Regions from separate parts of the Mus musculus genome. Here regions 1, 2, 3 and 5 are each linked to region 4. A link is a loop called in an ENCODE intact Hi-C map of the cell type or tissue named here. Cell type or tissue: left cerebral cortex. All regions are shown on one strand. Links, peaks and the distances in the headings refer to the core of each region. The heading gives the core; the rest is flanking DNA. Region 1 overlaps Dcp1b (decapping mRNA 1B). Region 2 holds the start of Cacna1c (calcium channel, voltage-dependent, L type, alpha 1C subunit). Region 3 overlaps Cacna1c (calcium channel, voltage-dependent, L type, alpha 1C subunit). Region 4 overlaps Cacna2d4 (calcium channel, voltage-dependent, alpha 2/delta subunit 4). Region 5 overlaps Wnt5b (wingless-type MMTV integration site family, member 5B).

Region 1 (6,030 bases), core at 509-5,508, 130 kb before region 4:
ATAATTGGGAAAGCCATTTGAAAACTTGGTTTTAGACCTGCCAGTCAAGGGATTAGATAGACTCGGCAGACAGATGGGTTACAGTGTTCCACACTCCATGTCCCCAGACTTTGCTCTTCACCCCAGGATCTACTCTCACCCTGTCCCCACGCCCATGACAGCCAGGAGAAGCAGAAGCTTCTATAGATAATTAGAGACGGAACAGAAGGGGCAGATGCACAAATCACAGTCCCTCCTAGTGACAGGGGAGGTGTCTCCTTGAAGAGCCAGGGTTGGGAACTGTGTGTGCGTCTGACAAGCGTATGGGCGATAGGACCTAGGTCAGAGCAGTGGACAGCTAGTGCTGACTAAGGAAAGCCAGCAATCCTAAGTGCATGTTGCCTGAAAACCAAACTCTCGCCCAGGGGCCTTAGTTTCATGCACAGAGGTCGTGACATCAGCAAGAGGCTCCAGAGCTGTGGAATAACCACTGAGGAAAGTTCTGAGGGTAGAACAGGGATAGGCCTGCCGGCCTTTCTCACCCACGGCATCTGAGCACCCCACTACCACCAGTGTGAACATGACCCTTCATCTCAGGAGCTACAATTTGTGGGTTGCTTCCTAACCTGCCTTGTGTGTGTCTTTGCTGTGAGCAGACCGTCTCAACTCAGTGTGTCCCTGCTGCAGTGGCTTCTCTGCTCACGCCCCCTGTGGTTTTCACACAGTCTACCTGTGCCCCACTGAGGGAGACTGATAATGGGCTCATGGCCCTAGGAGGCCAAGAACTTCCTGCTGCCTCCTCCAGCCTCCTCCTGCCCCTGCAGAACTGGGAGTCCTCCACCGTGGCCAGCAGGCCCCTCACCAGGCTGCAGCTCCAGGAGGCACTGCTGAACCTCATCCAGGTAAGACTGTTGACCTTACAGTCGGCACCAGGGCAGGGTGAGTTGTCTCATGCCTACTTTGGACTCTGTAGAGTGCTACCACCTCCCCCAACAGCTTCTAAACTCAGTTAACTGGATGAGATCTCTCAGGGCTTCAAGAGATTTGTGACTTGGAGGAATGAGTAAGGCCTCCTAGGTGCCAGCAGCCAGAAAGAAAGGGACCATGTGATGAAGGATCGGCCAGCTAGGGCACCCTAGGAGCTCACTCTTGGGAATAGTCGTAGAGTCATGTAGGGCAAGCTGCTACGGTTTTGAAACCTGCTGCTGAGAACAGGGTGGAATGATAAGATGCCTTGTCAGCCCCTGCCTTGAGTGTCTCTGCTGCTCTGTGTGGTAACTCACAGCGAACTGTGCTGTGTACTACTTTAACTTTAATGCTTACAGGAAAGCCTCTTATATGGGCTAACGAGATCAGGTAAAGGTGCTTGCCACCAAGCCTGATGATCCCCATAATGGGAGAAGAGATTCCTAAGTGTGGTCTTCTCACACAAATACATACACATTCACACAAAATAAATCTGTAAAATTAACAGTTAAGACCCTCTTGTTTGATTCCACAGACAAGGAAACTGAGGCTTGTGTTTGGTCTGGTGTGACACTGAGCCTGGCTGCTGTGCTCCCATCTCCCCTCGTATGGCCTTTGTAAATTAATGTTCCATTGTATAGTGGAGCATTCTCCTGAGTGAATGATAGGCCTTGGTAAGGGTAGTGCTCAAAGCCACAGAGAAGCAGGCACCTCAACTAATGTGTTTAGGAATCCCGGTAGGCCGTCCTGAAGGTGTCTGCAGGCTCTGTGTAAGCATCAGACTGCTGCAGGAGAACAGGCCAGCCTTTGTGTGTCTGGTTCTCCAGTTGCTGTTTAATCCCTATTACTGAAAACATTTCTAAGATAACATGTTTTAGAAAGAACAAAAAGGATGGGACTGGAAATGAGCATCTGTTTGGAAGGAGAACGCAGTCCGCTGTGATTGAGCCTCCCTGTTTAATTATGTCACTAAGCTTACGTATGCACTAAGACAGAAACTCTTACAGATAGCCTAACATGGTAAGTTCATGAGAATTTAGAACAAATGCCTACAAATTTCTTTATCAGAACAGTAAAGAAATGTAAGCCTAAGCTTAGATTTTAGGGATTGTTGCTTTTCTTGGCTCACTCCCCTCTGGTCGCATAACCCAGGGCTGTGTGTTTTGACTTAGCCATTCAGTCCTGTGGCCTCTGGTCTCTGTGTGTGTTTCACACTTCTCCATGGTGCCAATTTGGTATCCCTGATACACTACTAAAAGTGACTCAGGGCATCTTTGTAGGAAAGGCAGAAATAATCTCTTTATTCGTCCTTTGAGCACGTCACTGACTGTGGTGTGGAGAAGGAGTACGTCAGAGAGGGTGAAACGTAGGTGACTGCAGAAGCCTCATTGCCTTTGAGTGGGAGGGGAAAGCCTCTAGCATTCATCAAGAACAGCACTGCTTAGACCCAGCCTTCCCTTCCCTCCTTACCTAGACAGAAGAGCGCAGAGACTCCCTAGCTACTGCTGTTCATTTGCCAAGGCCGGAGGCTTCCCGCAGGCCATGGGAAGAAACCCTGCTGGCTTTGGTAAATTACCAGTGAGCCACGCTGTGGGTAAAACCCAGTGAATGCCTGAAAGGCTGACACACAGACATTCCCGGCAGCCTGGAGGGTGTTTAGGAAGGACCATTCCAACTCGCCAGCTCCTACCCAATGGCCGAGACACTTCGTGTGGCTCGTTCCTCCTGGCTGTGCTGGGTGTTCTGAGCACATGGTCTTCACATGTGGACAGTGAAATCGGGCAGCTCTGCCCAGCCTCGCCTCCAGCCCCTTCACATCCACACACAGGCCAACCTGCCTGCTGGCTGTCAGCACAAACAGCCGAGGTGGGTAAGGCCAGCTCAGCTCCAGGCAGGCAGGAAGTCTTGGCTTTTGCTACTTGAGTAATGGTCCCTGGACCTGTTGGCTTTGTTTTCCAGAATGATGACAACTTCTTAAGCATAATCTATGAAGCCTATCTCTTCAGCGTGACACAAGCAGCCATGAGAACCACGTAACCAGCTACATGAGAGCAAAGACTAAGAATTGATCTTCCAGGTTCTTCATGTGAACTGGTGTGACCAAACACACTTATGCCTTTTTAACAAAGTATAGTGATACAGAGTAAAATGTTTTATACTGTCTGATGTCTGGGGGTTTTGTTCCTTGTTTTTTTTTTTAAAAAAATCACACTCTCCCCTTTACTTGGTACTACAAGTTGAGCAGTTAGATGGTTCTGGCCAGGTCATGTAAGGTTCGATTTTTCCTCCATTTATGAGGCCATTTGAGGAAGAGTAGAGTTTTTCATGCGAAGGGAGGTTCTCAGAGCTATTTATTAATAGAATCGCTCAGGGTAGAGAAGGCAGTTTCTCAGGGTTGGGCTCTGTGTGCCATGGTGCTTGATAACCACCAGGGGGCAATATTACCCCACAAGTTGCCTACTAAGGGTTCCGTGTTTTCGGAAGCAATGAGGACTTTACCAAAGTCAGCCTTTTATTTGTAAAGCTCCATTTGGCATGTTTGATCTGAGCCTTTGGAGGAAGAATCTTTCTGAAGACATTTCTAGCCAGCTTTCGTTCTAAGTGTCAGCAGCGGCCCCGGCTTGAAGCAACGCTCCGTTTCTCAGTTCAAGTTGGCTTTCAGACAGCCACAGTTAGAAAATGCCCATGAGAAGAGGTAGTGGCTATTCTGGGGCAGAAGGTTGAAGATTCTCCAAGCTCTGTAGAGCTCACCTCTGTGTCCTGTGCAGAGAGGTAAGAAGCAAAATTCAAGGGGAGACAGCAGACCGACCGACTGCCTTGCATCCCCAACAGTGCGTGTGGGCATCAGCCCTGCTAAGTATTCACAATGAATAAAGCTTTGTCTTTACTGTCCTAGTTATTCCTGGGTCATAAAAAGACCTTTGAGTTAGCCCTTTATAGTTGAATCGTACTCTTCTATGGAGAATTTAAAATGGAGGCTGGGGTGGGGGTGCAGGTTTCCTTACAGCTTCTGATACCCAGACCAGGAAGCTTTTGACCCTTGTCCTCCCTCCTGGCAGCAGCATGGGGCTTCTGGGACACCACCTCTCCCTTAGGAGGGCGTGCTTTCCCTAAGGAAGGAAGCTGGGCTGAAGAGGGGTTGGTGTCTGCTCACCCTCACAGCACATCGGCTGAGCATCGGCTGTGCTGGCCTCTGGAAGGGGTAGGTCCACAACCGCACTGTGCTGAACTCATAGGGATCTCTCAAGTGCTTGACAGTGAGTATTCACACCGCTTTAGTCTGATGAGGAGAACAGGGCAAGAGATATCCATGGTTCTGTGGTCCTGAACCATAGGAAAATGTCGCTTTCCAACGTGCTCACTAAAATGGGAGCACTATTAGGCTAGGGTGTACCTCAGTGGTAGAGCACACACAGGATAGAGCCTAACACACAAGGCTCTTGGTTCAATCCCTAGCACTTAAAAAAAGAAATGTTATTTGGCCAGTGGCCAGGCTTTAAAAATAATCTGTGAGGGCTGGGAATGTGATTTGGTGATAAAAATAAATAAAAAGTAAAATAATGAAAAACACTTAAAACTATACTTATGCTTTAAAGTTCCTTCTGTAGCCAGGGAAAGACAAATTTCATTCTTAACATTTCTAATGTATTTGAGGCAATGAATGGCTTCGTTTCATAAAATATGTTTCCTTTCTTCACATGAATAAGTAAAACAGCCGCCACAGCTGCCCAACAGAGCAAGCCAGGACCACGAGGTCAGAGGACACAGCCTTTTCAGGCCAATTCTCCCGTGATCTGTTTTGACAAAGCAACACGTCTCCATCATCCACTGTATGGAGTCATCTTAAAGTCGGCGGGCAGATTCATTTAGACCAAAGATGGCCACCGGCAGGACAGTCAGGGTGGATGGCCTCCTGCAGGTGCTTCTCCTGAGGACACAGGAAGAGACAGATGAGAAGGTTTTCTAGATCCCCCAGGACAGAGCTTCCTATGTAAACCAGCATTTCATCTTCCCATGCCCCTCCTCACCTCAAATTCAGGATGTCCACCCTCACTTCAGGGTCTCTGCCCCAGCAGCAGTTTTAATCTTGAGTTTCGGGGGGTGGTGGTAGGGGATGCTGTGGCTAAAGGCAGCTTCATCCAGGACGGAGTGTCACCTTGCAGAGCCAAGGGAGTAGAAGGTGGAGCATGAGTGGAGTCCCATGGCCCCACCTTCAGCTCCTGGGCAGGACACCTTGTTTTATGAAGTGAGAGACTTCACAGAGTCCAGAGGACTAAATTGTCATGGCCCAAGGCTGCATGCCAGCCAGTGGGAAGGACCAACAGCTGCTGGAGGGGCTTCCTACCATCACACCTTGACAGCATGTGCCTGAGGGCCACCTCACTATGCTTCCCCTACTTCACTGATGCAGTGGAAGTAGCCCCGCCCCTTCTTTATGAAGGGACTCCTTAGGCTGCAGTGGTGATGTCACCGTGACTCTGGGAAGGATGATGCCTGCCCCTTACTTGCAGAACGTTCCCGTCATCGTGCCAACAAAACCTGAGCTGGATCGACTTAAAGGAGAAACACTTTGTCTTGGCACACAGTTTCCAAGGCTTTAGTCGGGTTGCCTTAGTGCTCCCAATGTGGGGTCCATTGATATGAGGCAAAAGGCCGTGGTGGAACAGAGCTGTTTACTTTGTGGCAGCCAGAAAGCAAAGAAAAAAAAGATCTGTGCTGGCGAGATATATGTCAGTCTCACACAAACTAGTGTTATCTGAAAGAAGGAAATGCAGCTGTAGGCATTTTCTTAATTAGTGATTGATGGGGGGTGGCCCAGTCTTTTGTGGGTGGGGCCACACCTGGGCTAGTGGTCGTGGGTCCTGTAAGAAAGCAGGCTGAGCAAACCACATGGAACAAGCCAGTAAGCAACACCCCTATATGGCCTCTGCATCAGCTCCTGCTTCCAGGTTCTGGCCCTACTCAAGTTTCTGTCTTGGATTTCTTCAGTGTTGTACTACAGTAAGCCAAATAAACCCTTTCCTCCCCCACTTGCTTTTGATCATGGTGTTTTATCATAGCAACAGTATCCCTAACTAGACAGGA
Region 2 (6,030 bases), core at 378-5,377, 240 kb before region 4:
AAGCCAGCTCCCCGGCAGCCTTAATCTGCAAAGGCAATAGCCCTTTCCCCAAATGGTGACAAAAGGGTAAAAGGAAGAAGGGGCTGGGTACCAGTATCAGGCCTGGAGATTACTTCCACAAGGCAAGGCTCTGGAGAGTCACTAAGAAGTACCCTGGCAAGGCAAGGAAAGACACAATGTGGAAGAGCAACGGTAGCTGCTGAAGGCGAAAGAGAAAGGGAACAGTCAAGCAACGGGGCAGAGAGCCCGTAGAAAGGGCATCTTGGGACTGCAAGACACTTCAGCTTGATCACCTTAACCACTAAGCAATGTCAAAAATAATAACTTGTCGATGGGGACTGGGGAGGAGAGGGAGAAAGTTTCCAAGAAGTGGGGAGCTACCCGAAAGCCATTCACCATTAGAGGGGAGCTGATGACACTTGATGCCCAGGATGGAGATGCTTAGAGAACACTAAGTATGGAGCCTCAGAGCTAGTCACACCCTTTCATGATTCCCTGAAAACATGGAAAAGCAAAGCCCACACATCACTGAGGCTTCTAACCGCTTTCCATCCTCAGGTGCGAGTCCACACTGGGGTGCTAACAGTAACACACCCGGCACCCGGCGTGGGCTCGCTCGGGGTCAATGGCAGTGGAGAGGTGGGCGGTGTTGAGAAGCCGAAGAGCCTGAGAGCCTGGAGAGAGGAGGCGCGCTGAGACGCACAGCTGCAGCCCCCGCCCCCACCCCCACCCGCGACCCGGAGCGCACTGCCCGAGGAAGTGGCGTCGGGAAGAGTGGACGTGGGGCAGCCTGGGGGGCCACCGGCGCGGGGCTGGTCTCCGTAGGGGTGCGCGCGAGAGCGCGCGTTCCCTGCCGCGCCCCAGCAAAGCAAGGGACCCCGAAGCAGCGGCTCCTCGGCTCGCCGTGGCCAGACTGGCCGGCCGGCTTTCGAGGCAAAGGCGAGAAATGCAGGCAGCGCCGACACTTGGGGAACTTTCCCCCTCGCTCGGGATTTCATGGGAACCACATGCTCCGAAGAAGCCCGGCCGCGGAGGGGGAGGGGCGGGAATTTTCCGCTCCGGCTCGCACGGCGGCTCGGCCGGCTCCCGCGGGCTCCCGCGCGCGGGGTTGGCGCCCCTCGCGAGGCACGCGGCGAGGGCCGCTCCACCGGGACCCGCCGTGGGCAGCGCGGGCGAGCCCGGCGAGGCGCTGGGGTCCCGCTTACCTTGGTGGTTTTCCTCTGGAACGTACATCCTCGTGTTTTCATTGACCATTGGCCAAAAACTGCTTGGAAAGGAGAAGCCACAAAGAGGAAGAAATGCAGCAACAGCCGCGAGCGGCTCGGGATGGATCCCTCCTCCGAGGCCGGCGGCTCTCGCGCAAATCCAGGAACCCGTGGATCCGCAGTGGTTCTTGCTCCCTTCGGGTGATTACCTGATCCCCATTATTGCACCAAACACCAAAAACTGCTGCTTTCCACTACCGCCTCCTTTCGTGAGATTGTAATGCATCCTCAGTACATCCGGGCCCCTTCCAAGAATTTAGCACCGCACCTCTGGCGGCTACACCATTTGAAAATAAAAATGATAAGAATAATAAATGGAGAGGCAGAGCGAGAAGAGGCGCAAAGGCGAGGCGAGGGAAAGCGGCGGGCCCGCGGCGCCGGGTGGACCCCGAGCCGCCAGGGGGCCCGAGGCGTCTCCGGCCCGCCCAGGGCGATCGCCGCGAGGCCCCGACCCGCGATCTTCGGCGACGGCAGCCGCGAACACCTGAGGGCGAGCCCGCGGGAAGCGTCGCCGCCGCCGCCGCCACTGCCGCCGCCGCTCCGGGCCGCGCCGCGCCGAGCGCCGTTCTGGCAGGGAGCTGTTTCTGCAGAGGCAGCGAGAGGGAGACACCGGGCGCGAGAGCGCGGCGCGGCCTCCCTCCTCCCTCCAGCCCCGCCGCGCCCGCGCCCGCCCCTGCCCGCGCCCGCCCGCCCGCCCGCCCGCCCGGCGCGCCGGAGCAGACGAGCTGAACGCTTCCAGATGTGGCGGCGGCGCGCGGCGGGGACCGGAGCCCGAGTGGAGCGGCGCCGCCACGCGAGAACCCCCTGGCTTCGCGACGGCGGGGAACGAGCCCAGGAGCGGACACACCTCCGAGAGCCCGGCTGCAAGACCTCCACCCTCCCGAGGCCCCGCGGCCACCGCGCGTCCCTGGGGGGGTGGGGGGGGGCGCCACGCTAGCAAGGCCTGGGAGGGGAATCCCGGCAACACGAACTACAATGTGCCCAACTCCCGGCCCCTTTCACATCGACCGGACGAAACAGCAAAATGAGCCGTGATTCTGTTGATCGATTACAATCAGAGCGGTTGTAGAAGTGACACACACAGGCAAGGATGGGCAGATGGGCGGGGAGAGAGAGAGCCCAAGAGGCGGAGCCTTGTGGGCAAGGCAGCAGTGGTGCCCAGATGTCTGAGAACATTAACACAGCCAGGTTTGCTCTCTCCTTGGGGTCAGGCGAGCACGTGTTCTGCCAGTGTCTCCTTACCTACTTCTCTTAATTCTGCCACCCTGGCGGGGAGCTATGAAACACTTCTCCCTGACTCTCGCTGTCACAGTAATATGTATGGCACCTCCTGCACGCACGACCCTCTAGATGGGGCTGGTGAGCCCATTCTAGAAGGGCCTACCACTGGGAAACCAGATCTAAATATCAACCCTTAGAAGACTTCACGCCCTGTCTCCAGGTTCCCTAAAAGACCCTATCATCTACGTGGCTTTAAGCACGGCTAAGTGTCAGCTGCAAATCTCCAGTTTAGACCTTCCTTCTCACCCATAGGCCAGCCAACCTGCCCTCTCCACTTGAGAATCAAACCTTATATGTCCAGGCCTGCTTCTCACACAGCCTTCCCCCAACTCAGCTGAAGAACCCTGGAGACACCTTGACTTGATCTCCTCCACCGCTTCACATCAGTATATCTCGGAATTCACCTCAGACAGAACAAGGCAGTGTAACCTTCCCTGGCTTTCTCTGCTGCCACCTTCCATGGCTGAGCCAAAGTTCTACCTCTGGCGCTCTGCAGTAGCTGGTTCTCTATTTACCCTCCTCTCCTCGGGTTCGTTCGGTTGGAACAATCCACTTCAAAGGGTGCGTCTAACCCAGACCCTCCAGTGGCCTCTGTCATTTTAGTGACAGTGACAGTATCCTACAAGGACTGCAGGAACAGCTAGGGACGACGTCCATCACACACTTTCCAACTGCTGTTCCTCCTCGCTGTTCCTCCAGAAATGATCCCCTCGCCTGCACTCACACCCTGCACACACAAACCTCTTTCCCCTGTTCTTAGTCTTACCCTGAGTAAACACTGCGACCTGCCTACCCCCAGCAAAGACTCCTAGTACTGTTTTCTCACTGCGTTTCTTGGAGCAACATCTGGTAGGTAGTGGGTACCTAATACATTCATGCTGAGTGAGTGAATGAAGGAATGAAGGAATGTCCCCAGAAGTACCATTCGCTGCATCATCTCAAGATGCCTCCCTGGTCACTGCTTGAGACCCAAAACCTTACCAACTCCTCATTTTCCCTAAATTAAACTTAATGGTGATCTAATTGTTTGTTGCTGCTCTAAGGGGTGTGTCTTTGCCATCCTGGTCTGTGATTACTCAACTTGCAACCTCCAGTGTGAGAAAGAAAATTAGAAATTACACAGTCCCATTTGGGGAGCTTGTTGGATTGTATCTCAAGGGCAAGTGTGACTGATTGTATAAGCCAATAATAAAATTGGTCTGCAGTCCCATTGCACCCTGTGGCACAAGAAGAGTGATGGCTCATATTGTCACATAACTCTGTGCCAACCATGGAGCAATACTCTACAGGCGTTGCCTCACTGGCTCCACGCTGCTACATCATAAGGTAGGAATTATTGTCTCTATTTTATAGATGGGAGAGACTGACACAAGTGCTCCCTGGCCAGGGACACCCAACTGGGACCTCGTCAGGGAGAACCTGACACCAAATTCATTTTCTTGTATTTATCTTGCTCTCTGCTGAGCAGGGTGGCCAAGGGTGACACGGGGGGCGGGGGGGTAGAGCTGCAAGAGCTGACTAGAGAATACACTTCACAAAATAGTCTGGGATGGAGAACCAAACCTTGGCGTGCTGGGGTCCCTTGTTTGATTGACAGCCTAACTTTCCTGTAAGTAGGCAAATACTATCTCCCTGCTGCTTTCGTTTCATTTTTCTCTCCTCTTTTCTGCTGTTAGTGTGTTCTTTTCTTTCCAAAAAAAAAAAAAAAAAGTGTTTCCTAAGTATTTGGTCTTCAAAGCACGCCCATGTCTCACTTTCTAACTTTGGAAGCCAGCCCTGGGTGTTCTTTTGCAAGGTAACAAATTCTCCACCCACCAAAGACCATTTAGAATTGGGATGCAGGGTTGTGGGGGGAGGTTTGGGGGGGGGTAGCCACCTGCTTCTCTCCCTGAGAGCTTTGACCCTGGCTACAAGTGTTGTCTTTTCCCTGTGCCAGGCCTGCCACACAGTATTGGACGTGGGCACATGCCCCCCCATCCCCAAGACACACACACACACACACACACACACACACACACACCTTCCATGTCTTAAGAAAGTGAACTGTGCTCCTTCCTATACACTGCGCTTTGTACATATGGAGGCTCTTCGTGTACAACTTACTCAGGATAAGATTCTACTCCATGCCCACAAATGTTTCCTTTGGAAGAAATTAAGGGTACATACAGTGAGCAACTTAATTGCAGTGTATTTGTGTGAGTGGGGAAACCTGAAAATAAGCTAAACATAAGGTTGATTAAATAATACTATTTCAAAATCATTTGTGTCATGTGTGTATAGTTGCTCGCATAGCCCTGTGAGGTGCTTCTGTTTACCATGCCCCGAGGGAGAAAACGAGGTTTGTTCACTTGCTCACGTTTTTGACAGACAGAAGTGTGGGATTCAAACCCCAGCGATCTCAGCAGTCTGTCTTCCTCCACCTGTCTCTTAGCCACTCTACATATAAACTAGGGCTGTGACATAAACATAGAAAAATCCAACTGACACAAGCAATACTACAGAGAAGTATTAGTGGTAAGGAAAAACCAGTAACGAAATATCTCATTATGTATGGTTCCCTTTTTTAAGGATGTGAATTCTTGAACTAGAAAAAAAAGGTATTGGGGTGGCGGGGAGTCCCATCAATTTGCTGGCAGAAACTCCCTGGTGAGCTACACAAATAAGTCAGGTTTTTCTCATCTTTCTTCTTGTCTGACCATAGGTATGGGAGCCAGGCTACCATGCAGGTACATCCCAGTCTTAGGAAAGAGGACCCTGTTGCCTTGCACTAAAGGACAGAAGCTGAGCCCCAAGGTATCCTTCTGCCCACCTGACAACCACTTTCCCTCAAGGCTCCACCCACCTGCAGAAATTTCCTTTAATGATCAGTGCTGTCAACCTGACAGAGTCACTTCTGTCAGAATTCTTCATGTGGGCCTGGAGGGACTAATTAAGCTAGGTTAATCGATTAGAAAAGACCCACCTTTACTCACCTTAAATGTGGACCATGATGGAGGAGGCTAGAGAAGCAGGATTCATATCTCTCTGCTTCCTGATGCTGATGCTCTGACCAACTGTCTCGAGCTTCTACAGCCGTGCCCCCCTCAACAATGATGGACTGTACCCTCAAACCGTGAACCCAAATAAATCTCTCCTTCCTTAAATTACATCGCCAGATGTGTTGTCACAGCAACAAGCCTAAAAACCTGAAGCATTCCCTGATCAATGTTTCAACCCCAAGTGTACTGTTCCATCCTCGATGGCACCAAGGTGCTAATCACTCTGCTGGTGGCAGAGGTCTATGGGCAAGGAGGTATCGGGGACAATCTAACATCAGCCTTCATGGGTGACATCCTGTTATTTAATTCCTAATGCATGGGACTGATCGGTAAATGGAGAAAAGGGAAGGAGAAGTCAGAAAGGTCAGCAGGCTGCTTTCTTCTGCCATGGGTTCTCAGAGCATGCTCTATCTGAAGCCACACCATTGTCGCTGTCCTTCCCTGGT
Region 3 (6,030 bases), core at 563-5,562, 720 kb before region 4:
AAACAGGAAGGAGACAAGAAGATGGAAGCAAATAAGTAGATCATGGTGAACCAAGAGAGAAAGATGGTTATATAAGAGACAGACTCAGGTCCATCCTACGTGCCAGGTAAGACGCTAAGCCTCAGAGCTCTTGGTGTTTATCTTTGGCTCTCTAATGGCTAGGGCAGAGGATTCTCAGATGTGTGTGGTACCTTGTGGCTGCACATGGAAAGTTGGCGTAAATGGTAATGAGACTTCCTGGCCAGGAGGGGAGAAGAGGCCGTTCTTTTCCTGATCCCTTGGTTCTCTCTCCTTGGGCTACCATCCTGTAAGTGTGCCTGTGTGCACCTATGTCATCAAGACCCATCTGAACAGCAGTAGCCCTGTATGTGTGTGTGTGTGTATGTGTGTGTGTGCATGTGTGCATGCACCTACGTCATCTGAGACCCACCTGAACAGCAGTAACACAGCCTGGGGGAACGTCTGGAAGTTGTTGTTCCGATTGATCTCTGTGGTGTCATTCAGGGCAATCTTCCCAAACACCTGAAGAAAGAGGAATTGAGGGACCCGAGAAGGACAGCACGCACCGCTCCAGCCACTGTCTAATAGTAACTCTGGGACTATCTGGCAATCAGTTTCTGATGTGACCTAGCAGACACCTGCTATTCCATGATCCCTGGACCCTGGCTCCAGCATGGACAACTTTAGGAGGAAACCTGCCTTCAGCTGTCACTCAGGAAATGTCCCTCAGCCCAGGGGAAGCTGGGGTTGGGGTGGTAAGTGAATGCTGAGATCAGGATACTCAGTGTAGGACCAGGGCCTACTGCCTTTCAGCCTTTGCATTTCCGAGAACTCAAATGCACAGTGATTTTTGGATTTTGCAGTGATACGGAATGGGTGTTCCAGAGCTTGGACAAGCTTGCCTTATTGCTGACATCAGAGGCCTGCCTGTGTTATTCCCTGCTCTGTGATGTCAAGGTCACCCCTTTTGTCTTTTAAAGCACAAACGCACCCCACCTCCTACCCCACAGAACTTTTAGAGGTTTTATATAGGGAGCTGCCAAGGGAAGATACAAGCATGGCTGTGGAGGTGCTGCCTTATAGAACCTGGAAAGACTCAGCGGGAGTCTTGAAGGCTGGAGGAACTCTGGCTGAGGGAACAGAGAGGGCAGAGGGCCCCTGGGAAGGGGGCTCCTGAAGAGGACTGCATGGTTGATGGACAGTGCCTTCTCTTCTCTCCCCACCTCAAATCATGCATATCCATCAAAGCAGGGGATGCTGGTGGGACACGCCCGCTTCCTGCTGCCTCTCAGACGAGGCTGTTCTCTCCTGAAGCCCACTGCTTAATTCATGAGTGTTCTCCCATTGCAGAACCCAAGCCTGGTTCTGTAAGATGGGAGGAATCCCTGTGTTGTCTCTTGCCCATGGCTTATACCACATCCTACTGGGGGAAGTTCCAGCGCTTTGAGTGTTGAGTGACAGGCAGGAACACAAGTCAGGAGAGAGGGAGGAAAGGATGAAGGCTATGGTTCTGGGGGCTGGGAGGGAACCAAGGAAGCAGAGTTTCTCATACCTGCATCCCAATCACTGCATAGATAAAGAACAGCATCACAATCAAAAGAGCCACATAGGGCAGAGCCTAGAAGGAAGCAAAGAGAGGCTATGAGACCTAGCAGTACAGCCAGCAGGATCATTTCCCAGAAAGCATTGCACTTCCCTGGTCCATGGCAGTCTGCTGCCTTTTTTGACTAAGGAGGACTGAGCATCAAGGAGAGAACCTGAGAGGTGGGCTCTGGCTTTCCAATTCAGGAGTCTGTCTGTCTTGTTTGTATGTATGTATGTATGTATGTATGTATGTGTGTGTGTATGTATGTATATGTATGTGTATGTACACACATATGTATCTATCATCCATTCATCTATCCACCCATCTTTTGGGGATGGAGCTGAGGGCCTCTACCACTGAACTCTGGTCCTAGTCCACAGGGTTTCTTTTTTGGTTTTAAAAGCAGGCTTCAGAGTAATGGAGGCAGCCCCGTACTGTTTATTGAGAACAACCAAGGAGCAGCCCTCCTCAGACTACAGTTAGATATTTGCACAAAGAAGGGAGGAGGGTGATGGAAGTTACACAACAGAATGACCGGAGACACCAGGGAAAAGTGGAGAGGAGGCAGCTTACATCCCATCTCTATCCAATTACTTCCCCAGAAGTGAGCAGTCAGCGCTATTGCCATGAAAACATCTAATGAGGAGAAATGCATCTTGTTTCCCCACTTTCTAGCTCTAGAGCTCGGATGTATTACTTAACATCTCTGGACCTGCTTCCTGATCTGAATATGAGAAATGGTAACGCTAACTCAGCAGGGGGTGTGGCATTTAAATGGTTTGAGGCTTGTGAAACACAACGCCAACAGCCTACACATGATTTGGATCGACATATTTTAGTCCCCCTTAGACAGAGCCATGGCCACTTCAGAGGAGGTGCTCCTGGGCACCTGGCCTTCTAGCTTAGGAATTATGCTGCTCATATACCACTAGATGGCACTGAGAGATAACAACATTTTTTAGGGTAAGGTGGGTTCCCTGATCAAGTCCCATTCTTCAAGGTCACCCCAGCCACTTCCCATTACAAAGAAATGTTGGGGTGTCTCGGGGCCTCTATCAGGACCAGTCTACTGTCTTGATCCCATTAGGGCCAAGGATTCAAATCCTTAGAAACTCCCTTCACCTTGACCTGTGAAGGGGGGAGCCCCAGGCTCTCATTAGGGGTTGAGGGCCAGCAGGGTAGGCCACGACTAGAAGAACAGTGGCTCTTTGTGCAGCTGGGCTGGACCTCGAGGTCATCCATCGGAGTGCTGGGGATGGCACTGCCCACAGAGCTAAGAGTTTGGAAGGGGCAGCAAGAAGGGCAGGCAAGGAACCACAACTCACCCACAGTCTTCTGGGCGCAATCACACCCTTGAGCCCATCTGGATGGGGGCAAGCTCCATGTCCTAGCTAAGCTTGTGCTGTCCAGGGCAGGGGACACAAAGCCCTAGGTTCAGGGTCTGAGGCAGTCTAAGAGTGGATGTGTGGGGGAGAAGTTGGCTTTCATGGTATCCGAGAAGGACAGTGGGTAATTTCTACAATCCTTTCCCAAGAGTCCAAGAATCCTGACAGCTTGGCTTCTCACGAGCTTTCCACTTACAAAGCACTCCTCAGAACTGGCCTTACAATTCTCCTTTTCCGGTAAGTTCTGTGGAATGTGCTGAGCCCTGGATTTTAGAATCTCAGGTTTACTCTCATCCCCTCTCTCTTCCAAACAAGGAAATCCAGGTGCTATCATCACACACTCACACAGCCATTTAGAACAGAGGGAGAGCCAGCCCTGGGCCCTGTAGACTGGGCTGGAGCTGTTTCTTTCCTGGTCTGCCCCTGTAGGGGAGCCTTAGGGAAAGTGACATTGGAACGCTGGGCTGCTCTAAGTCCTGGGGGCAGCAGAGGTTGTCTCACTCCCAGCTTTACGAGGGGAAGGGCGCATGGTTACCTGGAAGGACTTGATGAAGGTCCACAGCAGGGTTCGGATGCCTTCCCCGCGGCTCAGCAGCTTCACCAGGCGCATGACCCGGAAGAGGCGGAAGAAGGTGATGGAGATGCGGGAGTTCTCCTCTGCACTCTAGAACCCGTTGGCAATAGGGGGTGCAGTTAACACAGCAAGAAGGTGGGGCAGGAAGGGATCCTCTGAGAAACAGCCATTGGTTGAAAGGAGGCAGGCCAGGGTAGGGCCAGCTGCACTAGACTCTTTCTTTAGGCCCAGACTCTCTGTGAGGTGGAAGGCCAACACCTTTCTTCCTAGGTCAGCAGCCCATCCTTAAGGTCTATGCTACGTCACAGCCCTGAGTCCATGACTTTGTTTTTCCTATCCTTGTCTTTCCCATAACTCCAAGTTCTTCACATATTATAAGCTTTGGGATTTGAGCCCAGAGAGCTACTGCCCCAGGGGCTCCTGCCCTCCTGTGTTGGGAGAAAGCAACCCAGAAGTTCTTATCTTCTCAGTTCTGCCTTGCGGGTGGAACTTGGCTCTGTCAGGAGGCTAGATGGTGGTGACATCCCACACAGCTGTCTGACATTGCCTCTGAGCATACTCTGGCCATTCAAGTCTCACTTCTCTCAGTCTCCACTTTCTATTTTCCAGGAACCTGGCCCAAATGGCTGCTGGGAAATGGTGGTAGTGGCTTCTGTATTATAAGGGGAGGGCCACAGTCCCAGACTTCATTACAGTCTCTGGAATGGCTGCCCTCTCGTAGCCTCAGAGGCTGTGACCTTCCCTAGAGGTCCACAGTCTGGAGACCTGGGGATGCCCCCAGGACAAGGCAGAAAAGGGATCTGCACTGAGTCCCGGGAAAGGCTGAGCCTGGTACGTGACTACTGTGGAGTGCCACACAGGGTATCTGCTGCGTGATCATGGATAGAGAAAAAGAGATAGAGGCAGCAATGAGGCATGGGGAGCTGAGGAGGGGTTAGAATTTCTGGGCTGCTTAGAGTCTAGGGCCAAAGGTTCATGACTGGTGTCTTAGTCTGAAGGAGCTTGCGGGTACAGACACAGGCCTGGCCAGATCTCTGGAGGCACAGTGCCATTGCTCCCATGCCTGAGAACAAGAACTTATACCCTTGTCCTCCCCCGACCCCCTCTCACGTGAGCAACCGACTGTGTTCCAAAGCCCTGCGAGCTGGTCAGAGCCCTTATGCCTTCTCTGAAGCTAGTGCAGCCTACCCAGCCCTGCTGGGAGCAGCACCAGGAGAGAAAGGACCCTAGGAATTCCTGTTATGGCTCCCATCCCAGGCACCCCTTGAAGGAGGGGGTCTTAAGACTGTTGCTCTCCCGTCCTGTCCTGTCTCTTTAGCTTGTCCTCTTGCTATGCTTGACAGTGTTTCTAGATCAGGCCTCCCTCATAGCACTGTGCCTCTCCGTACCCTGGACTATTCCTTAGTGCTAAAACCTGAGGCTCCACAAGCCCTTTCAGTTCTTCTATGGCCTTCTGGTCCATCCCTGAGGTCTATCTGGAGGGGTATAAGTAATGAACTTTAGGAACATGCAAGGGGTAACAGGTTGGAATGGCGACATATCCAACCTCCATGTTAATTATCCCCATCCCCAGAGGAGGCAGGATACTTTGGGACAGATATTCCAAATCAGCCCCACACTTCATACTGGATGGGCTCTGAAGAAACCAAGCCATAGGGTCCTGGTTTTCAGACAAGGGTCAGAACATTTCTTATATTTTAAAACTGGAATCACCCCAATTGCCATTAAGACTCTTAGCGCTGCCAGGCAGTGGACAGACTCACAGCTGTCAGCAATGTGCTGGTCCTCCGCACGAAGTCTTTGGCTCCTATAACCACTGCATCCATTTGGCTCCTCTAAGTTCTATTTTCTGTCCTTAGAAGGAAACTTGCTCCTCAGAGCAGCATACAGGAAGCTCAGAGCTTTTACTATCTGTCAGTTCTGCCATGTTTAAGAAAGGAAATAAAAAACCCACTCAAACCCACCCACCAGAAAACAAAAAACAAGCTTAAGTGGGGCTTTCATCTGTGGGTGCAAACCCTTTGTAAAGCTGGTGCCACTGGAACACCTAGGCCTGATGAGTTAAGAAACCAAACCCCCAAAATTTCCTAGGCAGCTTTTTGGCCGGGGTGGGCCGCTATGGAGACCACCACTACATCTCTCAATTTAGCTGTCAGGGGCTTGGGGAATCATCAGCCTTGTTTGAAAGCTGTGATGGACCTCTTAGGGGAAGCTATTCCAAGGAGACTTCAAGGTCGTGTGGTGAGGCACGGCCACCACTCAGCCAAAAGAAATGGATATTTCCCAATCAGGGCTGGTTTGGCTGGTTTGTTTTCCTGCTTCCCATATGTTATAGAAAATGACTCTAGTGCACATGTAATGAACTCAAGGAACTTAGAAAGATATAAGACTAAGGCTCAGGGTGACAGTAGAGACTCTAGAGGGCCAACCCTTATGTCACAGCAAATCCCAGTGTGTGTCTTTCACAGCCTTCCACACAAAGCTTG
Region 4 (6,030 bases), core at 374-5,373:
TGGCCTTAACACAAAGCAAAGGGAAACTTTGTCCCAGCTGCTGTTGATGCTTGCTGTCAGCCTGGGAAAGGACATCTGTTCTTTACAAACCAAGAGACACACATGGCACCTGGGTCCTGGAGATGTGGGGCTCCTAAGCCATAAAGATGCCTGCCTTCAGCCCACCCTGCTCAACAGTCTCAGGGTTCTGGATATCTGGTACCAAGAAGGCTCCCACTGCCTCATTTGGCTTTCTTATACAAACGATGCCCCCCCCCCAACCCGCTTCGTTTCCCTTCCACCCCTCTGGTTGCTACTGACCAAGGCAGGTCCTTGGGCTCACACTTCCTGGATCTGGTCTCCTTCATGATTCCTGGCTGTGGTGGGAAGTCACCTCCAGCAGTTCTCACGGGGCCTTGCTGGAATCGTGACAGAAGCTGTGTGTTACAGTCTGCTCACTCACGTTAGCCTCAGGATGCAGTCAGTCATGCTCCTCCCGCCTGCATGCTCCGTAAGTCCCTTCTGCCAGGACACCTCAAGGAAGCCACCTGGTCCTGCCACTGGTGACTCTGATAGGTTTCAGCAACGGAATGCCCTCTCCAATGACAGGAAAATAGCCCAACCTTAAGCCTAGTAGGAGAGCCCTGTTTGAGGCTTCCAGCCTCTGACGCCAGGTGCCCAGTAGCATGAACAGGAAGTGAAGTTGGCTGAACCCCGTCTGCTCTCCCAGCCCACAGGAACTGTTTAGCCTGAAGCCTGCCTCTCCTCTTAGCCTCATTGTCTGTGAGGGAAGCGTCCGGGTCCAGGCATGGAGACCTGTGACTCTCCTCCTCACTCCTTGTGTGACCTTGCAAAAGCAGCGTCCTGATTGCACCCCATTTCTGGGTGTTTAATATGGTTCCTGCTGCCTTCCTTCCCTCTCCTCCTTCCCTGCTGGGCTGTAAAGGGTAAAGTGTGTTGATGCATCAGGACCTCAGTGCTGCGAGGTGCCCACGAGTGCCCGGGGATAAATCTCAAGGGCCCTGGGAAGGGCAACATGGCAGTGTAGCAGGGCTTCCCCACTCCACAACAGCGCAGCAGGGCCTCCACACTCCACAGCAGCATAGCAGAGCCAGGGCAAGGCCTCTACTCTCTACAGCAGCGTGGCAGGGCCTCCACGCTCTGCTGTACCCTTTGCCGAGTGCTGGTCCGCTGTATCCCCAACCCTTGTAGATGGGTTCCCTAAGGCCTTCTGTGATGTGTGGTAACCCTCCTCACACACATTCCTCTGTCACCCACAGCCCACAAGCACAAGAAGCAGGACCTGCTGCACCCCTGTGACACAGAGTACCCAGTGTTCGTGCATCAGACGGCCATCCAGGAAGCCAATGGCATCATCGAGTGTGGGGGCTGCCAGAAGTAAGTCTCCAGGCAGCCACGGAATCCGGCCAACGGCGTCTTGCCCTTGGCACCCATAGGAAAGTCTCCACAGGAGGAAAGGAGTCCCTTTCATCTCAGAGAGGAGTTGCCCTTCTCGGTATCCTGATCTTCAGTGCAGCAAAAACCCAGACTGGAGCAGAGGGGAGGGGAGTGGGTGTGGACAGTTTGGTTGTCTGCTTTAGGAGACACAGGGCCAAGGATCCAGAGACCAATTCCCAAGTCAGTGAGTCGAAGTCCAAGGCCACGGGGTCTCTCTTGGAAACCCCTGCAGGCTTGCTTCCCCTCCGCTCAGAGCAAGGTAGCGTCAGGGCCTTGAACACTTATGTGACAGGCTGGGAAAGAGGCAGGACGTTCTGCCCCGTACAGAGCAGGAACTATGTGCAGGACTGGGGTGTTCTCAGCAAAGGCACAGGGTAGGAGTAGGAGCCTTGGTTGGAGCTGTCAGAGCCTGGGGCATCGCCAGGCCAAGTCTTGAATTTCTAAGCAGAATCCAGTCAGGCTAGCTCCTGGGTAAAAGTCCCTAGCTTCATCCAGACCAGCTTGGAAGGCCACACCTACTGACTTCCCACGCTAAACTTTGAAGAAACCAACCTAGAGGCATCTGTCCCAACCCAGGAGGACAGTACCTCCAGGGACCTCCCTTGGCCAGTCTTGCAGCTTACTGGGGCCACCAGGATGTCTGGGGAACCAAAGAGCTAGGCCAACTATTGTGTAAGCTCAGATTGTGGCGCTAGACAGATCTAGGTTGCCGCCTCTTCATCATGTGTAACATCTTAAGTACACATACAGCAGCCTTCCTGGGGCTAACACTATTGGCGTGCTTATGTCGGGCTTTAAGGAACCATTGAGGGGATAGTAGAGAAGAAGGGCTTCCCAGCAGACAGACTTGACTCTGCCTTTGATCCTTTCCATCTCTAGTCTTAACTGCAGACAAGCTTCTAGCCTGTTTTGTCCTGTGCACAATGGGAACTATACCAAGTTCACATAATGGTGTAATGGCCACATGTGAGTTTATATGTGTGCTATATACTTACTTGTGTGTGTCTAACATCACCCACCCCATACAAAATGCTTGGTGATAACCTTCCTAGCTGTGTATGTAACACATAAAGACCTTTTCCTACCCCCCAACCCAAGCTATATATAGGAGCATTGGTGCCATCTTGTGGCCAAGCCCAGAACTGCAAATTCTCTGGCTCTAACAGAGGTAATATGCCTGTTTGCTGGAAATGATCCCTGTGGGTGTTAATGACAGCTCCTTCTTCACCCTCTCCAGGCTACTGGGAATGGAGGGGTGGCATTGTGACGGTTCATGTAAAAGTACTGAGCTATTGGTCTCAATATTCCTGGGACTGCCTGTCCTTCCCAGGGCTCCAGAAGGTCTCTCCCCAGAGAACTTCTCCTGGAGGCTGCACTTCCTGCGACTCAGAGCCCATTGCCCTCTCTGCTGCAGGACATTCGTGATGCAACAGATTCCCCGAAGCAACCTGCTCCTGCTCGTGACAGACCGCACCTGTGACTGCAGCGCCCACTCTCCCATCCTCCAGGAGGCCACAGAAGTCAAATATATCCTTCCCACCCTCCAAGGGGAAGGGGGTGGCTGAGAGATCATAGAGCAGCTCAGATTTGGGTTGCAGAGTCCAGCTTCTCACTGTCCTCCCTTGCATCCAGCACCATGATGGGGGAGGGGGAGGAGGGAGGAGGGGGAGGGGGAGGGAGCGGCCCAGCCTGTACCTGCTTGCTGGGCCACTGACCTCACAGATCTTGACCTTCAGGATCTCTGGAACTGTGGAGAGTTGTACCTTGACAGTGAGCTCCGCACATAATGCCTCTGTCAAGTGTGACAGGATGCGCTCCCAGAAGCCCCGGAGACGACCAGGCTCCTGCCATGCCTTCCATCCAGAGGTGCGGGCTATGAACTAAGAGGCTTGGCCTTTGACCCCTAGTTTTGTCCTGTGTGTGGCTTCTTGGGACATGAGTATTTCTGGACTATGTGTCTATCATGCTGGGGGAGCCCTGCATCCACAATGATGTTGTGTGATACACAGAATAAGGAGCAGTGGCAAGCAAGGATGTTCCAGGTCAGTTGGGGGAGGGGGAGGGGCAAAGGAAAGCAGACAGAGAGAAAGGGAAAAGGACCCAAGGGCATCTGTACTTCTAGGGCCTGGAGCCCAGTAAGCTTCCCCTCACATCCTTCCTGACTTCTGAGACACCTCAGCGCTACTTACCATGACTTAGCTAATGACAATAGCGACTGGTATCTATTAACCCCTAAGCCAGGGACCTTACTACCCAGTCTCTGCTGGGTGTGGCTGCCTTTACAAACTACCTCCCTAGAGGGGCTCCTGGAGATGACAGCTGTTCCACACAATTATGAGAGGAAGGCCCTAAAGATTTAAGCAAGTAGTCTCTACTGTCCCTAGAAGATTGAAGAAAGGCAGGTTTCTTCTCATCTTTGAAACCTCGCCGAGCCAGGCGTGGTGGCGCACATCTTTAATCCCAGCACTGGGGAGGCAGAGGCAGGCGGATTTCTGAGTTCAAGGCCAGCCTGGTCTACAGAGTGAGTTCCAGGACAGCCAGGGCTACACAGAGAAACCCTGTCTGGGGCGCGGGGGGGGGGGGGGGGGAGAATCTGAAACCTCGCCATCTCCAGGCGAGGCTGGAAGCAGGCTCTTATTTTGTCTGTGTGCACCCATGCTGTACATGCCAGACCTTGGCCACCTCTCTCCTAATGCTCCTTACCCCTCTGGCTTTTTAGGAGAATGCCCAGGACTGTGGCGGTGCTTCAGACACTCTGCCTTCATCCCCTCTGCTCCTGCTATCACTGGGGGCCTGGCTGCTTCCACCCCAGCTTCTGTGGTGACTCCATCCCATCTGACTTTCGCAGAAGGGGGACCTTACAGGACATTCTACAAAGTTACCGGCTTATGAAGGCCCCTCACTGCTGTGGGATGTCTCCTGTTTCAGTCCTGGGGCTACAAGTCTCTGCTTCTTAGAGATTGCTAGAGGGATCTCCAAGGCTCTTCAAGTCTTCTACTCTTGTCTCAAGTGAAGGAAGGACAGAAGTTCATTACTCCAGTTTACCAAAGGGTCACCCATTTCCCTGGCTGATCTGCTGATCCGAGGAGTTCTGGAGGCTGGAATTGAGCGGCGAGGCCCATGTAGAGGCTGTGGCAAGAGTGTGCTTGCCACCAAAGGGAAGGTGCTTTTATCCATCAGATAGTGCAGAGGACAGGCAGAGGGAGAGACAAAAGACTAGGGAAGGGACCAGAAGAGGAGGGAAGAAATGGAAAGGAAGCTGGGCGTGGTGGTTCACACTTTCAATCCCAGCACAAACGGAAACAATAGGAACGCAATGGATATTAAGTCCTGCGAGCTGTCATTAGCTACCTCTGAAGAGTCTCAACCTTTTTACACTAATGATCTGGAGAGCGGGCAGGGGTGTATGGGAGGAGGTGGAGGGGAAGGGAAGGGATAAATGCTGTAATTATAATCTCAGAAAGGGAAAGAAAAGCTTTTAGGATGAGCTCTGCAGCTGCTGCACTGGGCCAAGCACCAGTGTGGCACTGGACAGGCATGATCCTGAGGAGGTGGCGAGAAAAAGCAGAACCGAGACTCGCGCCTCACAGACTAAAGGAAGGAGCCAGGTGAGGTCTCCAAGAGCCATAGTGGGCTTTCTGTGGCTCACAATGTACAAAAGAAACCAGACTGTTGCTGGGGAAAGTCCTGGAGGCTGGAAACAACACATAATCATTGCCACAATGCCCAAGTGAACACACACACACGCCCGTGCGCACACATTTGTGTACCTGTTTGTACAAAGATGTGGAGGCCAAAGGTAATATTGGCCGTTTTCCTCAATTACTCCTTTAATTTTTTTTTTAGATAAGATCTCTCACAAAATCTGAGTCCTCCAATTCATAGCTGGCCAGCAAGCCCCAGAAGCCCTTCTGTCACTGTCTCCCCAAGGCTGGGACTGCAAGCATGCCCCGCTGTAGCCCTACTGTTGGAATAGTTCAGGAACCTAACTTGGGCCCTCATTCTCCACTAGCTGAACCTCTCAAGCCCCGCGTATCTATCTTTTAAATCAGGAACCTAAACTGGCAGCCGTGGTGCACGCCTTGAATCCCAGGACTGGGAGGCAGAGGGAGGAAGATCTCTAAGTATGAGGCTAGCCTGGTCTATAAAATGACAGACACCCAGGGCTACACAGAAACCTTATCTTGAAGATAAAAAAATAAATAGAAAAAGAATAAAAGCTAAAACTTGGAGAAGGGAAACTGGTTCTAAGTCTCGGCTTTGTGTAGTAGGAGGCAATGTACCTAGCACCAGCTAGCACTCAGTAAGCACTAACAGCACACTAGCTAGCATCCTGCATCGGGGATTGGAACGTAGGGAAGGTCAGAGGTGCTGCCAGGTGAAGTACCAAACTGTTATAGCAGTGTTTTCTCTGTCAGGCACGGCAGGTCTTTCCTGACCACCGTCACATCACCTGCCTTGTCATCAGTGTTATGACCTCCTTTCAGCAGCGTCAGGTCTCAATGGCAAGCAGGCAAGTCTCTTAAAGGACTTGTCTCCTTCACCCAACCAGGCAGAACATTTGGGGACGTTGATCAACTCTTTAGGCCACTG
Region 5 (5,933 bases), core at 934-5,933, 82 kb after region 4:
TGTCCTTAAACTGATGAGATGGGGAATTTGAAGGAGATATAAGATTCTGCCTATGGGAAGAAGGTGGCAGAAATTTCTTGGGGTGCAGGCTTTAAAAACCACTGTCTCGTGTCAAATCAGCTTATCAGACATTTTGTCTTTTCTCTGCCTGCATCCTTTCTGTCTAATGGCATATTGAAACCTGCTTCAGCCGTCCATCCCAGCACTCGAAAGGCAGCGTTGGTGGTTCAAGGCCAGTCTGGTCTACCTAGCAAGTTCCAGGCCAGCCAGAGACATAGAGAGACCTTGTCTCAAACCGGCTTCATGTTCACCGGTCTTTTGGATTTGTTGTTATTTCCAACAACACCAAGCTTAGGACTCAGGCTAGCCCACCCCACAAGTCTCCCTCCTTGTGACATGACATGGGCCCAGCTGTGCACAGGGAGATTAAACACTGTGCCAAGACTCTTTAGCAATGGGCTAGTTTCATTTACTTAAGTAGTTAATCTGGTACCGTGTGTTTTCTTTCCCAGATCTAGTCTCGAGTAGACATTAGCAATGAACTTTAGATCTCATCTCAGATTTGTGAGAACAGGAGGTAGGTACTAGTCTAGTGTGGAAGGGACTCCAGACAGCAGCTCTCAGAATGCCCTTGCTCAAGGCCATGGTCACCAGAAGAGAAAGCTCCGGCCCCTTGTTAGCTCTTTGCCTGCTGTCTCATGTGATTTTACTCATTTTTGGTGTTAGGGACAAAACACAGAGCTTCGTGTGTTAGGCAAATGCTCTACTTCTGAAATACACCTCCACCAACATTTACAGTATTTATTTATTTATTTATTTATTTATTTTGTCAGAGTTTCTCTCTGTAGCCTTCAAAGTCCTGGAACGTTTCTGCCTCCAGAGTGCTGAGATCAAAGGTGTGCACTAACACTATCCAGTCAATTTATTTATTTATTTATTTATTTATTTATTTATTTGGATTTTTTTCAAAACAGGGTTTCTCTGTGTAGCCCTGGATGTCCTGGAACTCACTCTGTAGACCAGGCTGACCTGGAACTCAGAAATCCACCTGCCTCTGCCTCCCAAGTGGAATTTTATTATTTTTAATTTTTAAATTTATCTTTTATCTGTATGGGTGTTTTACCTGCACGTATGTCTGTGTACTGTGTATGTGTAGTACCCGAGGAGGCCAGAAGAGGGCACTGGATCCTAAAGAACTAGAGTTACAGGGGATTGTGAGCCACCATGTTCTGGTGCTGGGAATCGAACCCAGATCCTCTGAGAGAGCATCCACTGAGCTGTCTCTCCAGCAGCCACTTAGGAGTTTGGAAGACTCACTATTTCTAACACCTCAGACATGGAAGACAATGCCAAGACAGTTCTCTTCCTGTAAACCTTGGAGAAGTGGCCTCACAGAGTGTGCTCATGGGTCTGGTATAAAATAAGGCTCTTCTGGTATGTCGTGCTGAAAGAGTCTCACCCACTGAGCATTAGCGAGTGACCTCCTGCCCTGGACACTGACTCCCCTAGATTAGCTTTCCATTGTTCTTCTTGTTGCTTCAAAACCTATCTCAGTCCACTAGTCTGTCCTTTGGGGGAGCGACAGTTTTCACCTGCTCTAAGCCCATCCAGCAACTCCAGGCGTGGGAGCTCAAGTCCCCCTGGCCAGGTACTCCTAAGCAAGCAAACTTTCTCCATCACTCTTTCCTCTCAAAAATCACGTTATCAATAAGGACAGATCACAGAACACAGCCAGAGACTTAGTGGAAAACAGGGTCTCTGGCTTCAGGTGCCCTCAGCAGGAGAGACAGAGCGGGCTGTTCACACCGAGGACCGTTTTGTGAGGTAACGGTCGTTGCTTAATCCGAGTCTGAGCCTGGCCCGTGAGAAGTGCGTAGGTGGTAGTGGTACACTGCCCTGCAGAGAGAACTACACAGGAGGTGCAAGGAGCAGCGGGCACCAAGTGAGCCCTTGATCCGTGCCAGCTATAACCTGCTTGCCGAAAGAACCCTCAAGTCTACAAACCATCCAGATGTCTGGAGGAAGTGACTTAGGGCCTGGGAACAAGCCCAACCATGGCCACGGACACAACTTCGGCAACTACATAACAGGTTCCAGGCTATCCAGGGCTACACAGAGACCCTGTCTGAAAAAAAAGAAAAAAAAAAAGAAAGAAAGAAAGTTAATTAAATCGATTTGATAATTCCACACATGTACAAAATGCATTCTTTTGTGTGTGTTGTTTGGAACAGGATTGCACTGTGTAACCCTGGATGTTTTGGAAGTCACTACATAGACCAGGCTGCCCTCAAACTCACAGAAATCTGCCTTCCTTGGCCTCCTGAGCACTGAGATTACAGACCTACACAGCCACTGCCCAGCTAAAGCACTCTTTTTTTGTTTTGTTTTGTTTTGTTTTGTTTTGTTTTGTTTTTCGAGACAGGGTTTCTCTGTGTAGCCCTGGCTGTCCTGGAACTCACTCTGTAGACCAGGCTGGCCTCGAACTCAGAAATCTGCCTGCCTCTGCCTCCCAAGTGCTGGGATTAAAGGCGTGTGCCACCACTGTTTAAAGCACTCTTGTTACTTTCGCCTCTCTCCTCTCTTCTGCCTCTCACCCGTCTATCCTCCCTGTCCCGGCTACAATCCAGTCTTCACATTCACACCTTTTGCTTTGTTGTGTGACCCGCTGTTTAACCAAAGCCGTCTGTTTGAGCATAGGTTTGAACTGTCCATAGAAGACTAAGTCGACTCCCAAGTGGGTACACAACAGAAGATACTGACTCTCCACCTCCCAGAGTCTACCTGAAGCCAGGAGGCCCCATGAGTTTCTCTTGTATCCATGATTGACTGCTGACCAGACCACTCTTACACAGGCCTGGTGCAGGAGAGGGATGTTGGGAGTTTATGGTTGCAATGGCTTGTGCCATGCCCAGAAGATGGCATTTCTTAGTCCTTCTTACTATCTTACTTAGCTTCTGGATCTTATATCCTTCTCATCCACTGAGCTTTAGAGAGGAAACACGTAAATGTCTTATGTAGGCCTGAGCATTCAACTGCCACTTAGTCTAGGTACTTGAAACTGGTCAACTTTTGAACCAAGGTGTGAGTCACAGACTTTAGACTTGATGGCACAGTGACACTCAGTGGACAAATGAAGAGCTGCATGCTAGTCCCTCATGGGTATTGGAATTTTTCCAGCCGTGAGCCATGCTGGAGCAAGAATGTTCCAAGGGCCCATGTTCTCTGTTACCTAATCAGGTCCACTCTAACATTCCTTATTGAGTTCAATAATAAGCTGAAAGGACACCTTGCATTCTATAAGTGAGCAGAGTTATTTCCTACTACCCAGTCATGTAATCCCTGCCCACAACCTAAGAGAGGAAGCTTGGACATCTTGTGCTCCTTAAAGGACCAAAGGCCAGGGGATGTAGTTAGTCTAGTAGTTTAGTTTAGACTAGCATGTATGGTGCCCTAGGTTAGATTCTAGCATCAGAGGGGGGAAAATGGACAAAAGACCCCTAGCTAAACTAAGTATGGTGCCACACACCTAAGGCAGGATGGTGGCAAGTTCAAAACCAGCCTGAGCTACAGGAAATCCCGTCTCAAAATAACAGGGAGCAAGGGGAACTAGCCAGAGGGTGTCAGTCAGTTTCCACATGCCCAATGTGGATTCTAGTTATGATTTACTGAAAAACCTTAACAATTTTTATTCATCCCAATTATTTCTTTTTTGAAAACTCTGACTTTGAAAAACTAGAAAAATAAGGTCTATTATAGTTTGGATACACAATGTCATCTGTTTGTATGTCATTGGATACAGGCTCACTTGTCTGAACACTCGCTTGGTCCCCCGCTGCTGGTGTTATTTAGGGACATTGCAGAAACTCTGGGAGGTGGGCCTTCCTGGAAGTTTGGATCTCTGTGGGGTGGGTCTTAGGGTCTATAGTTTAGCCTGCTCCTGTCCTAGCTGCTTCCTTGTCCACAGAGATGTGAGCAAGCAAACTCACACTGCAGCTGCCGCAGCCTCAAGCTGTTCCAAACCAGGCGCCAAAACAAAGTCTCCCTTAAGCTGGTTACAACAGGGAAAGAATCCATACACTGCCAAGTGAAAACTGTCTTTAAATCATTCAGGAAAATTAATGGTCTTTCAAACAGAGTCCACAGGAAAATTAATGCATGCGTATGATCTTCCCACCCTCAGATTTCTATTTGATTTTAATTTAAGACAGGCTCTTACGGCTGGCCTTACTTGATCTCCTGTTCCAGATATCGTGGTCCACTACCACAGGCAGCAATCCAGAGAAGGCTACAGAGAGCGCCCTCCTGTATGTGCTTAACAAGGCTCAGCACACACATCTGCATTAAGCTGTTATGCTATGATGAAATGCTTCTTTTGGTCTCTGTAACTTGCTTATGTAGATACCCCAAGATTGTCTTGGATTGCTTAACTGGGCAGAACAGACCAGTTTTTGCTTGCTTGCTTGCTTGCTTGCTTGCTTGAGTAGCTATCGAAGGACTGGAAGGAGGGGAGGGAGGGGAAACTATGGTTGGAATGGAGGAGGGACTGGGAGGAGGGGAAGGAAGGGAAACTATGGTTGGAATGGAGGAGGGACTGGGAGGAGGGGAGGGAGGGGAAACTATGGTTGGAATGGAGGAGGGACTGGAAGGAGGGGAGGGAAGGTAAACTATGGTTGGAACGTAATATAAGAGAGAAGAATGAGAAATCTTTCCCTCACCTCCTTTTTCATGGCAACTTCAAATCTGGCTCATAGACTGTTCATCCTGCTAGCTCAATACATCTTTAATTACAATTGGATAGAGTCTATGATCTTTAACCCAGGATTCACAAACTCCATAACATCAGGATACCGTGGGTTTCATCCTTAGCATCAAAAATAAAATTTCAAATGAGATCACTGCTTGCCCAAATAAGGAGAGGGAGAGAAACCTCAGTAAAAAGATATTTAATGTCAAAGGGACGCTGTACATGTGGGCAGAGATGACAGTCTCACAGGCAGTTGACCTGACCTGCTAGCATGCCCTGTCATTCTCAAAGCCTCCCTTGACAGAGTGACAGCAGATTCCTGTCCTGTGCAACAGGCACTTGGTCCCCAGTCAAATCCCAGGTTTGCTCCACGTCTTCCTGGCTGTAGCAGGTGACAGAACCGTCTTTCTCTTGGCACAAGAGCTTGAGGCAGGAGCTGGTGACATTCTCATCAGAAGGCAGAGCCAGGGTCCAGGGAGGCCCAGATCTCTTACGGTCACCGGTTGGAGTGACTTGAGACCACTCCCCCATATTGGGGCAGGGGACTTTCCTGCAGTGTGTACTCAGATGAGAAAAGAAGGAAGTACAGAGCCCCTTCCCAAAGCTGGCTCCATTTTCAGGAAGACCTAGGCTACCATCCCGGTTATCAGGTCTTTCCACAGGGCCTCTGGGTCTCCTGGCCAGGGTCACAGACACTCATCTTCCCCACAGGACTGTAGATGTGGAATAAGTCCAGTTCCTTCATCTAATCCCCACCTGTCTCCTGGAGGCTATGGCGCACAGACACTCTCAAGCCCATGTCCCAAAAGTCCTGGCCAGAAAATGGGGAAAAGCCCGTTTCTCTCCCACTGGTTGTGGATTTCCAGCAAAATCCAGTCCTCACAGAGGGCCAGCATCTCCTAAGCTCTTCCTCTCCACTTTCTTCTCTTGATTATCTATCATCCATCCATCCATCCATTTGTACAAATATAAAATATATTTAGATAGATTTATATAATATAGACTTTTGTGAGGCGGAGAGGAGCGGCCTGAAGGCCCGTGTGGTGCAGTCACTTACAGACATACTGGTCCACAACCTCGGTGCATTTTTTGCATCTGACAAAGCAACACCAGTGGAACCTGCAGTGGCAGCGTTCCACCTGAACGCTCTTGAAGCGGTCATAGCCGCGGCCACAGCACATGAGCTCGC

Evidence for each region. A loop is a pair of places that touch in the nucleus more often than their neighbours do. Peaks named below come from ENCODE experiments on the same cell type or tissue, not always from the same donor. Only the 100,000 strongest peaks of a DNase experiment are listed, where the experiment ranks them.
Region 1: a loop joins it to region 4, with 6 times the contacts of the local background. A loop is called at or near these places in 41 of 42 quality-filtered maps.
Region 2: a loop joins it to region 4, with 6 times the contacts of the local background. A loop is called at or near these places in 14 of 42 quality-filtered maps.
Region 3: a loop joins it to region 4, with 2.8 times the contacts of the local background. A loop is called at or near these places in 5 of 42 quality-filtered maps.
Region 5: it touches region 4 in a loop (4-fold over the local background); 21 of 42 quality-filtered maps call a loop at or near these places.

What each region holds. Positions count from the first base shown.
Region 1 is chr6:119,217,099-119,223,128 of GRCm38, forward strand. Dcp1b (decapping mRNA 1B) reads left to right here. Exons shown (of 9, transcript NM_001033379.3): 8 at 705-881; 9 at 2,905-4,516. The coding sequence ends at 2,982. Among named protein-coding and RNA genes, the nearest start is that of Cacna2d4, 16 kb to the right of the region's middle. In left cerebral cortex, for the core only: a CTCF peak has its summit at 3,376 (motif pointing right); DNase peaks (open chromatin) are centred at 2,386 and 3,412; H3K27ac peaks cover 525 bases.
Region 2 is chr6:119,106,722-119,112,751 of GRCm38, forward strand. It overlaps Cacna1c (calcium channel, voltage-dependent, L type, alpha 1C subunit), which reads right to left and starts at 1,774. Exons shown (of 47, transcript NM_001159534.2): 1 at 1,206-1,774. The coding sequence starts at 1,254. In left cerebral cortex, for the core only: CTCF peaks have their summits at 1,607 and 2,612; DNase peaks (open chromatin) are centred at 493, 627, 1,034, 1,402 and 2 more places; H3K4me3 peaks cover 2,295 bases; H3K27ac peaks cover 2,207 bases.
Region 3 is chr6:118,623,937-118,629,966 of GRCm38, forward strand. It overlaps Cacna1c (calcium channel, voltage-dependent, L type, alpha 1C subunit), which reads right to left. Exons shown (of 47, transcript NM_001159534.2): 32 at 3,506-3,634; 33 at 1,553-1,618; 34 at 431-522. Among named protein-coding and RNA genes, the nearest start is that of Gm38887, 31 kb to the left of the region's middle. In left cerebral cortex, for the core only: a CTCF peak has its summit at 2,513 (motif pointing right); a DNase peak (open chromatin) is centred at 2,411.
Region 4 is chr6:119,345,875-119,351,904 of GRCm38, forward strand. It overlaps Cacna2d4 (calcium channel, voltage-dependent, alpha 2/delta subunit 4), which reads left to right. Exons shown (of 38, transcript NM_001033382.3): 35 at 1,260-1,377; 36 at 2,852-2,964; 37 at 3,221-3,303; 38 at 4,157-6,030. The coding sequence ends at 4,261. Among named protein-coding and RNA genes, the nearest start is that of Lrtm2, 18 kb to the left of the region's middle. In left cerebral cortex, for the core only: a CTCF peak has its summit at 2,574 (motif pointing left); DNase peaks (open chromatin) are centred at 2,162 and 2,569; H3K27ac peaks cover 426 bases.
Region 5 is chr6:119,427,605-119,433,537 of GRCm38, forward strand. It overlaps Wnt5b (wingless-type MMTV integration site family, member 5B), which reads right to left. Exons shown (of 5, transcript NM_009525.3): 5 at 4,927-5,933. The coding sequence ends at 5,794. Among named protein-coding and RNA genes, the nearest start is that of Gm40397, 37 kb to the right of the region's middle. In left cerebral cortex, for the core only: CTCF peaks have their summits at 1,165 (motif pointing right) and 3,130; a DNase peak (open chromatin) is centred at 3,134.